2 separate regions of the Homo sapiens genome follow, and region 1 is linked to region 2. The links are chromatin loops, found by intact Hi-C in ENCODE. Cell type or tissue: heart right ventricle. All regions are shown on one strand. Links, peaks and the distances in the headings refer to the core of each region. The heading gives the core; the rest is flanking DNA.

Region 1 (5,382 bases), core at 66-5,065, 100 kb after region 2:
TTATAAAAATACAGTGATAGTAAAAGAAGTAGAAGGCCAAATTCCGCCCCCAGCCCCTTCTTAATATTGGACTTTATTCCTTTGCTTTTTTCCCTTGCTGCCATCTAAGGAGGCTTTCTGTGCTATAGCATCCAGTTCCTCTGCCAGGCATTTCTGTAAAGATGAGGCACCTTCCACTGTTTTATTCTCCATCATTAGAGCACGTGTCCTGCTGACTCGGAGCAGAGGGGAGGCACACGGGGGTGAACATTCCCTGACAGATTGGATGTCTCTTAACTCTTTTTTCCTGGTATCAAAGAATGGCACAATTTAGTTGATTTGATAGCGTTACCAAATCGTTTTTCCTTTAGAATGAATCTAGAATGCAGATAGATTCTGAGGTCCAGATGGGCCTCTCTCCACCAACCTGTGACCAGTGTACCTGTGATTTTATCACTGCACATTCATAGAAAGGTTACAGGGCTAATCTTCCCGTGATATGAATCATGAAAGTCAAAATTTATGAATGAAAATAAAAAGGAATGAAGTACTGATATATGCCACACCAGAGATAAATATTGAAAACATTACCTATGCTAAGTAAAAGAAGCCAGTCACAAAAGACACTACCTATTGTCTGATTCCATTCATGTAAAATATCCAGAATAGGCAAATCTATAGCGACGAAAAGTGTAATAGTGATTGCCTGGGAAAGGGGCGTGGGAAGCATGGCTAACGGGTATTGGGTTTTTCTTTGGGGTGATGAAAATATTGTTAAGATTAATTGTGGTGGTGTTTGTACAACTCTCTAAATATACTAAAAGCTACCAAATTGTACACTCTAAATGGGTGAGTTATAGGGTATGTGAATTAGATCTCAATAAAGCTATTGTAAAAAATGTGTGAAGGAAGGGGAAGCATCCTATAACCTATACCATCCCAACAGCCCAGCTAGAGGACGATTCCTGAGCCTCCTTCTCAGCCTTTGTGTTAATTCTTTGCATTGATGACTTCTCTCTCTTTACCCTTACTAATTAGCTCTCAAAACCTCTATTTAATAATGATGCTATTTATAACTTTCCTCCTTCTGGTTTCTTGCTTGCCCTTTTTGTGGTGTTTGCTTGTTTTTCTTTTTTCTCAATACTCTGCCCAGCGTTGCGTGTTGGTTCCGGAGACTTAAGTGATCCAGTGGGCACTGTCAGGCAATTATTTCTTTTGCTCATTAATTAAGTGTTCACAGATACATTCAGCAGCCAAACCTTGTGGCATGCCTTCTGTCCCAGACAGTGAGAATCTACTTGGAACTTGGATATTTCTGTGAGCCTTGATTATATACACCACCAAGGGGATGGCATAGAACTAAGTTTTTTCTTCTTCTCCACAACAGACTTTGTTCTTTAATTTCACAAGCTTGACATAGCCTATAAGACATCATAGTGGTACCATAGACAGTTTTCCCTTGATGCCCATGGGGGATTTGTTCTGGGACCTCCCACAGATACCAAAATCCACAGGTTTATCAGCAAGGGTCACTGCTCAATTGCAACAACTGAAGCAGAAGCTCCTCTCATCAGAGGCAGTTACTGCAGCATGTTCTGTAGGGCAAATATAACCATATGTAAGTGACTGTGCTATCAGGAGACAGAACAACAAGACCCAGAAAGACTCAGTGACCCACAGAGCCAGTTCCACCCAAACAAGTCTTAGTAATGAGATTAGATAATGAGAGTGTATTTTCTTCATCAATTCATGTAGCTCAGCAAGGCTGGAAACTGCTTGCACACTTCTGCAGAGAAAAAAAAAAGTTCCATTTGCTGGAACTCAATAAATAAAGAAGGCCTTAGTGGGTACGTGTTATCTCCTTAGCATCACCTGGATGCCTGACCCTTTTCCAGAGTGTCATGTTGCCTGGGTTTTGTCCTTCAGTCTAAGTGATACACCTCTTAGTGTGGCGGAGAAAAGGGTGCTGTATTTCTTCCTGATGGATACATGCTTAAATGGAAAAGTAGCATGAGATGAACTCCCATAGCCCCTTCCTTTTATTATTTTTAAAATATTCATTCATTTATTTATTTATTTTTGAGATGGAGTCTCACTCTGTCACCCAGGCTGGAGCGCAGTGGCGCGATCTCAGCTCACTGCAACCTCCGCCTCCCGGGTTCAAGCAATTCTCCTGCCTCGGCCTCCCGAGTAGCTAGGACTACAGGTGTGCCCACCACCACACCTAGCTAATTTTTGTATTTTTAGTAGAGATCGGCTTTCACCATGTTGACCAGGCTGGTCTTGAACTCTTGACCTCAGGTGATCCACCCGTCTCGGCCTTCCAAAGTGCTGGGATTACAGGCGTGAGCCACTGTGCCTGGCCGGCCCTTCCTTTTAGACAATAGAAACATGCTGCAACCACATACCACCATAAACACGGTGGGGGAAGAGGCTGCAATCAACAGTCAGGAGGATCTGGGTTCCAAGCCCAGGTTTGCAGTGTAACAGCTGTGTGCTCTTGGTGTGAACATTTGGTCATGTACAAATGAGGATAATGATACTGCCCCCTTGTGATCATTAGGGGGATTAAATTAAATGCAGAAATATATGTGAGATGCTTAATGTGTTGTAAGGCGCATGGAATATATTTAGTGAATATTAACTGTATATTAATACAAAGTCCTGTATTCAGAATCTCCAGTATAAATTACATTTATATAGTAGAGATATGAATAGTTTTTGTGAACAAGAAGACCTGGAACTTCAGGTGACTAGAAGCTCAGAGTGAGCCAGCTATGTTTGATGATAGTTATTCTTAAGATCACACAGAGAAACGGCAAGCAAGCTGCTTTGGGCAAAAAAGAGCATTTCTACACTGTTCAGACTGCCTCTGTACTGTTAGAATAGGTCTAGGGCGTGTTGCGTGAGTGGTGACTGAGTAAGATGTTCAGAGGGAAGCCGTGACCGTCATCTTGGAATATTGTTTGAAAGTCTGACCTGTACAAAGCAGCACTCACTTCCCCTGCGTGTCAGACACCTGCATGAGGGCTGGGGAGGGTCCAGTACAGGAAAGCGCATTTTTAATATGTGTATGGAGGAAGTTCGTCAAGATGGGTGCCATCTGGCAGTGGAGTAGCACTTCCTGGAAAGTAATGAGCTCCCTTGGACTTTGTTTGAAGAGTCACCCAGGTTTTTGTAAAGAAGTGTTTCAGATCAGTATGCAATGGATGACTGTAAATTTCTCTTCAGATCTAAGAATCTGTGATTGGATGAAAGGGAGAAAGGACTGCATAAGTGCTTGTTGCTTGTAAACTGGGCCAGGTGGATGTCATGGCCCTAGGAGCTTCTTGCCTGCCTTTGCATGCCATAAAGCAGTCCTGCAACCCAGTGTCACCTCAGAGGGATGGGAATGTAGAAGAAGAGAGTGAATAGGGACAGTGATGAGGGGTGAAAATATGTAACTCCTTGCCCCTTCTGTATACCCTAGTACATTAGGAAGTTCACCCTTGTCTAGGCTTCCTGTTAGGAAGACAGCAGACTCAAAATGGAGTCTCAACCCCTTTCAAAGACTGCAAGATCTCCTTGTACACACTGGACTTGGGAGAAAATGAGAGCTTTCAGGCCTGCTATCTTAACAGGTTCAGAAAGGTGTGGTCCAGCCCCCTGACTAACCAGCCCTGCTGTGCACACTGAGAATTCTGCTCAGGTGTACCTTTCTGTGTGCTCCTGGGTGCACCCCCAAAGTGCTGGTTCTCTTGAAAACCTTTTTATTTAGGTTCAGACAGACAAACTGTGGTATCTTCCATTCTGACCATAAAGTGTTTCTTCTGGGTCTAACTACTATAGTGGGATATTTTCTCTAGAACAAGAGGTTGTTTCTTTTTGGCATTGAGAAATGTTGCCGATGTGATTTTCTTTTGTGAACGTTTAAGACACAGCGCTTGCCACTTGAACTTTCTTTTGCCGTGCGTAGCTGATTCCACATAATGGCTGCAGCTCCAGGCAGAAACCTGTTTGGAAGTTGTTTTAAACTCTTCCTGGAATCTCTAGGCAGTGGCTCAGTGGGGTTTTTTTCCAACCATTCCTTAGGATGACCAGAAGCTTGACAGAATCCTCTTGTCTTCATTTTGAGAAAATATGTCTTTACTGTGTGTATGTGCAGCATTTGGTTTTACCTCGTGGGTCTAAGCATTTTCAACTAAGCTTCCTTTTCCAACCTAGCAGACTTGTTTAAAGAACTTCAAACTAATAGCCAAGCTGTAATACGGTGGCTCTCTCAGCCTGAGAAGCCTGTGCTCACCGTCACTCTCTTCTTCCCTGGGGTGATAGGGATGGGGAGTAGTGTGTGTGAGAGGACAGAAGCGAGGATTGATTGAAGATTATTTTACGAGGCGAGAGCATGGTGGCACACCTGTCAGCTGAGTGGACTCAGCGCCTGCCCCGGCTAGGCTGTCCTCCTCCTGTGCCAGCCGTGGGTTCCCTGAGTCCCTCTGCAGTCATTCATGGGTGCTGAAAATAAAGATACCCTTTCTGTCGAAAGTGTTCGCCGGGCTGCCTCTGCCTCCCTGGAAAAGCAGCAGGGCACACAGGCTTCCTAGGCAGCCCCTGAGGGAGGGGCTCTTTTTATTGTCACTCTGGTTAGTTTGAAGACCAGACAGAAGGCAGCAAAAACCAACCCTTTGTTGAAAACTCTTTGCCTTTAGGCCCTTGGTACCATGTTCATGAGGCTCCAGATAATTCCACAAATACATTATTATTGTTACCTAGACTTGGGGACAGAGAAGGGTGAAACATGGGTCTGGGAATTCACAGATGAATATACTGTAATCCCCTCGAGCACATTTCTTTTAAAGGAATGGGGGTATTCTAAAGGAGTGAACACTCCACTGGGGGGCTGCTAGGCCCCTGTGAACGGTGGCAGCCTTGGCCACGGTGTGTGCTGTGATCTCTCCTGGGTCCCCCGGGCATCCTCAGACCTCCCCCACACCCAACCCACAGTCCCTTCTCCATCCATCTGCTGACCACACCCCAGGATGTTTCCAGCTCAGATCACGCCTGATTGCATCCACACAAACTGCACGCCAGGCATTTCCGTTTGGATGTGTACACAAAAACAACACGTCCCAGACTGAGCTGATCTTTCTGTACCCCTCAAAAGAAAAGTTCTGTACCCGGCCAGGCCTGGTGGCTCACACCTGTAATCCCAGCACTTTGGGAGGCCAAGGCAGGAGGATCACGAGGTCAGGAGATTGAGACCATCCTGGGTAACACGGTGAAACCCTGTCTCTGCTAAAAATACAAAAAATTAGCTGGGCATGGTGGCGGGCGCCTGTAGTCCCAGCTACAGGAGAATGGCAAGAATCCGGAAGGCAAAGCTGGAGCTTGCAGTGAGCTGAGATTGAGCCACTGCACTCCAGCCTG
Region 2 (5,382 bases), core at 267-5,266:
TTAAAAAAGAAACTTACTAGTTATCAGGACACTTGTGTTCTTGGTACTTGATTTTGTCAGCATTATTTTTAAGAGCCTCTTCCCTCCTTCCCCCTACCTCCCTGTTGAGCCCAGGCTCTGAAATAACATAGGTGCATGTGAAGTTCCCCTACCTGCCATTACCAGACATTGGTGCTGGGCGGCCCTCACCTCCACCTCCTCTCACCTGAGGCCACAGCGGTGTGCAAGGATGTGGTCTGTCTTGAGTGTGTTTTCAAAGCAGCTGTTTGGTCTGTGCCTTGGATGTTTTTCCACAGATAAGCCCAAAAGAGAACCACATCTTAAAACGCCCGTGACCTTGAATGGTCTTTCCGGAGGGGCGGCTGGATTTGTGCTCTCATCGTCTCAGGTATGTGTCAAGCCACTGTTGTTTCAGAGCTGGACACAGGTGCTTAGGAAAATTCCTCACTGAAGGGTTTTCAGGATTTACAAGTTCTTGCTGTTTTTGTGACCTTGTGTGGTTTCTGGTTTCACAGAAGGCTTTGTTTCTTGGTTCTTGTTGCTGCTTTCAGCCTTGGCCTGTAATCACTGGGCGCCAGGGAGGGCTGCGGTCTGTTTCCCGGGGTGTGCTCAGATACCGTGTCAGTTCACATGTGTTGCTGCAGCGGCAGGGGGCCAGGCAGGAGGGGCGGGTGTCCTGAAGCACGCTCAATTTGCTGATCAGGGCCTTCACTTGGATTTTGCACTTGCCGCAGTGGAGACATTCCTCGTAGCTACTCAGTGTGGTTTGTTTTAAGTGGGCCATCCGTTAATTCATGTGACCTGGAACTTGGTTAATGTACTTGCCAAGGTTAAAGTTGAGACGCTGTTTGTTAAACCTTTCAAAGAGGGAAGAAGGTTGCCTTGAATTCAGTTCCAGGGTTTGGGAGTCTGAGAGGGAGGTGGTGAGGGGCCCGGGGAGGCCCTGAGAAACAAAATGCTGGTTAAGGACACAGTCTGCTCACCGACCTCGGAAGTCTCTAGACGTCTAAAGAAGTCCAAGCAAGGAATGATGACCGAAGAGGAACCTCAAGGGTGCAGGCGGCTCTGGGATCTCAGCACATCTCAGTGATGGAATGAGCTGCCGGGGAATGACCCCTGTGGGGGCTGTCCAAAGTCAGAGCAGACACAAACGTAGCTCTCCAGGCCCCATACCTTGGTGGGCAAGAGGGCAGCAAGTGCATCCTCACAGTTGATGGGGAGAGCAGCATTTCAGCCTGCAGAAAAGAGAACCACACAGATGTAAGATGAGGTCTGCACTCACTTGCCTGGTCATGCAGAGACGGAGCTGGGAGCAGCTGCATGACTTTTCAGAGAAGTGGCACACGTTTACTGTAAGGGTCCCAAATGTAGACCACTGCAGATCGTAAGGTCTAGATGGAGGGACCAATAGTAGGGAAGTAGGGGAGAAGAAAGTAAAACCTTACAGTATAAAGACCCATAGATGCTCTTTTGTTTTTGATGTGTGTACGGGGGTTAGATATTTATTGAGCACCTACTGCATGACAGAGTGTTCAGCAATGACAATGCAGAGCTTAATAAGAACAGGTTCTAGACTAATCTTTTAGGGGGTGAGGATAGAACAGAAATAGGTAATTATGTCCTGAGAACATGAGAGAGTGTTGGTGGACAGAACGGCGATGTATCCCCAAGGGCAACTGAAGCCTTCACAGAAGATGCAAAGCCTGTACGTGGTCCTCGGAGTCATGCCACATGGTGACTGGTTATCTTAGTCGTAGGAAAACTGAGAAGCTTTGAGGCATGTTCTATCTGTCTTTGTGGGCATCATCTTCATTATTTGAACAATTCAGAGTGCTTGATGCCTTTTGCTTCGTTCTCACAATCCTTGACACTAAGCTGTGGGCTTGGGTTATAGTCACTCATTCTGTTATTCATGTCATTTTGCCTATCCTTCCACTTCACAGATGAGAAGACTGAGACCCAGAGAGGGTCATGGTTTTCATTAGCCAAATGGTGCAGAAACCCAGTGGTCACAGTGGCTCTCTAGCTCTTTGTCACCCACAGGGCCCTTGATAAGAGTACGGTCTTTCTCCAGGGGAGCAGGGTTGAGGAGTGGGGGCAGCCCTGGCCTGGGTGGCCATATCCTGATTTCCCCTCCCTTGGCCCATAGCTCTCTATCTTGGGTGAGGTGAGAAAGTAAGGCTGCTCCTTGACTGTGGTCCCTTTTGTGTCTGTCCTGCACTGGGCCACCTTCCCAGGGGCCTTGTGTCAGCCTGGTAGTGGTGCTAGTGGCCTTGAAGTGAGAGTGGGTGGATCACACATGGCAGATCTCTGGCAGTGACCTTTTCTGTGGATTTCCGGTGACTGATGATAGCCTCTTTGGAAGTCAGCATATGCATAGCTCTCTGTCTTTTGAAAACAATGGAAAAACCCACCACCAGCCCCAAAACCAGCTGTCTTTCTTCTTATGAATAGATATCCATGAAAAGCAGAAGAGTAGTTTCTTGTAAGTACTCTGGGAGTGCATAATACATTTTAAATAAGATTAAAAATTATGTTTTATTCTTACTAGCATCACTGTCAGATAATTGAGCGTGAGAGCATTCAGTGCTGTGTGCTTGGTACGAAGTAGTAACATCAATTCAGTGTTCAGTACATCCACTTTGTTCCAGAACAATGTATTCAAGGTCGGTGTATTTTGGCTGTGCCACAGAGTTCTGGAAATTCCCAAGAGAATAAGTTTTCACCTGTTATATAATCCAGCACAAGTGACTGTGTAGCAGCAACCTCATGTTTCATGATGACTTTAAAATGCAATTGATTCTAAAATTTAGCTTTTAAAAATTTCGACTTCAGATTTTCTCTGAAGGTTTAAGGTAGGCTTCTCCTTTATTAATTTTTTCAAGAAATATTTAAGAACACTGCTCTGTGCTATGTACCATTCTAAGCACTTTACAGATACTAATTCATTTAATCCTCAGCCTGGTTAGGTAAGTACTGCTATTCCCACCGTACAGATGAGGAAACAGCCTCAGAGGAGTTAAAACAAGTTGCTCAGGTTACACCGTCAGCGGTTTGGACTACTTCAGTTTCAGATAATCACTGTGAAATTTTACTGTTTTGAGCTACACGTTTCAAAATCTTTTCTGATGCGGAACTATCATTAAATCATATAATCCGCTTCTCTGGAGTCAGAGGTTGACAACACATTAGCACTTGACTCGAGCCTCTCCCTGGAGGAGGACATTCCGTCTGCGGGGAGCCGAGTCCGAGGCTGGAGCAACTCTGGAACCACAGCCCTCCAGTAGAGGGCACACGAGAGCAGGCTATCTGTGGAGATAGCCTGTTGGCACAGGGGTGAAGATGACAGAGGCGAACCCAAGCAAAGAGAGTTAATTAGCAGAGTTTGCCCTCCAGGCTCGGAGGGCAAGTCAGCCTGGGGACCTGGAGTTAGTTCCCTTTTCAGCTGTGACCATTGAAGACATTCATCAAGTTCTCTGGCTCCGGGATGTCAGCTGTGGTAGTGACTTGCATGGGAGGTTATCCGACATACCTCACACACTTTAACTCCACCTCTTCAGAGTTTGTGGCCAAGAATGGAGCCAGGTGGCTATTTTTTTTTTTTAAATTTATGTAATAACAAACATTCGCATTTATTGAAAACTTAAAGTATAATAAAAAAATAAATAAAATAAAAAAAGAAAAAAGAAAACTTATTCCTGTGTCAGGCACTTTTCTAAGTGCTTTGCAGTGTATTGTCTCATTTAATAGTTGTTTAAATTAACAGAGTAGGCCGGGTGTGGTGGCTCACATCTGTAATCCCAGTACTTTGGGAGGCTGAGGCGGGTGGATCACCTGAGGTTGAGAGTTCAAGACCAGCCTGACAAACATGGAGAAACCTCATCTCTACTAAAAATACAAAATTAGCCACAGTGGTGGCGCATGCCTGTAATCCCAGCTACTCAGGAGGCTGAGGCAGGAGAATCGCTTGAACCCGGGAGGTGGAGGTTGTGGAGAGCCAAGATTGCATCATTGCACTCCAGCTTGGGCAAAAAGAATGAAACTCTGTCTCAAAAAAAAAAAAAAAAAAAAAAAAAAGAGAGAGAGAGTAAATAAAATTGTAAGGTGAATATGTTATCTACTTGATGGAATTTTTTAAACTACCTTGAAAAGTTTTATAGTTTCCTATTTACAGATGAAATTAACATACTAATTATAAATCATGCCTCACTATTCACTTTAGGCAGTCTATCTCCTTAAGGATCTCCTTACGGTTTAGATAGATAAGTGAATTGCTTAATGTTTTTGGAAGTAATAAAACTGCATTTCTTTTTAATTAAACAATCCAGATAACAAGAAGTAATTCTAATAGGAAACTTGTAGGATGTATTTACAGAAAATCTACACAATCTTACTGAACAATGTAGAAAAGAAGATTTACCAGCCTGGGCAACATGGCAAGCTTTGTCTCTTAAAAAACAAAACAAAACAAAATTTAGCCGGGAGTCGTGGCATACAATTGTCATGTCCACTTCTCAGGAGGCTGAGGTGGGAGGACTACTTGAGCCCAGGAGGTCAAGACTACAGTGAGCCACATTTGTGCCGCTGTACTCCAGCCTGGATGACAGAGCGAGACCCTGTTTCAAAATAAAGAAAAAGAGATTTAAATGAAGCGAAATGCCATTTTCTCTAGGTGAGAAACTGGAATATTATCAATGTCACTTCTTCCCAAATTGATTTATAATTTAAAAACAATTTTAGTACTTCTGCAGCTTGTTTGGAGCTTGATAAAATGATTGTAGAGTTTGTCTTGAAGCTTTAATAGTGAGGCAGGTTTAAAATTGGGGGCAAAAAAGAAATGGGTTTTAGGGTGTAGAAGGGACTTGCCTGATCACTTTTGCTAGAAATAAATGTCCCTCCAAATTAAATTACTAATGTCGCACATCAGATCGTATTTAAATCCATTAGAAGATTTTACTGTTCCATTAGAGCTACCCATAGCTGGTGAAGACTCTGCTTATAGTGGAACCTAGTTTCTCAGTTTTCCATTTATATTTATTTACCTGAGCTTTTTGTAAAGTAGTAAGTACTTGACTGAATTTCTGCTATTTATCAAATGCTTTTTGAATAGAAATAATGAGTTAATAACATTTAGCCTTTTTTGGTAAATAGTATAAACAAGATAGGGCAAATATGTAAACTACTTAGAACTTTATCTACCTTGCATATTTTGTACCTCTTATTTGCATATGCATGTCACATGCTCCTTATGTACCATGTGCTATTACTGTGCCGGGGTACTGGGGCTATATTGAGTCTATTTCCTGTCTTTGTAGACTTGATGGATAATTTGGACAGCATTGTGATATTCCAGGTTTAAGAGTCTTAAGGTTCAAGACTACA

The links. Peaks named below come from ENCODE experiments on the same cell type or tissue, not always from the same donor. Only the 100,000 strongest peaks of a DNase experiment are listed, where the experiment ranks them.
Region 1: a loop joins it to region 2, with 5 times the contacts of the local background. A loop is called at or near these places in 20 of 110 quality-filtered maps.

The regions. Positions count from the first base shown.
Region 1 is chr15:98,879,279-98,884,660 of GRCh38, forward strand. The region is part of intron 2 of IGF1R (insulin like growth factor 1 receptor); the gene reads left to right. Among named protein-coding and RNA genes, the nearest start is that of MIR4714, 98 kb to the left of the region's middle. RefSeq lists enhancers at 4,557-5,149, 5,150-5,382. In heart right ventricle, for the core only: CTCF peaks have their summits at 2,549 (motif pointing left) and 2,748; no DNase peak of the experiment used is centred there; H3K27ac peaks cover 1,719 bases.
Region 2 is chr15:98,776,499-98,781,880 of GRCh38, forward strand. The region is part of intron 2 of IGF1R (insulin like growth factor 1 receptor); the gene reads left to right. LOC124903560 (a long non-coding RNA gene) reads right to left here. Exons shown (of 2, transcript XR_007064772.1): 1 at 1-5,382. Among named protein-coding and RNA genes, the nearest start is that of MIR4714, 5.2 kb to the right of the region's middle. RefSeq lists enhancers at 1-705, 706-1,612. In heart right ventricle, for the core only: a CTCF peak has its summit at 3,278 (motif pointing right); DNase peaks (open chromatin) are centred at 637 and 3,293; H3K27ac peaks cover 3,468 bases.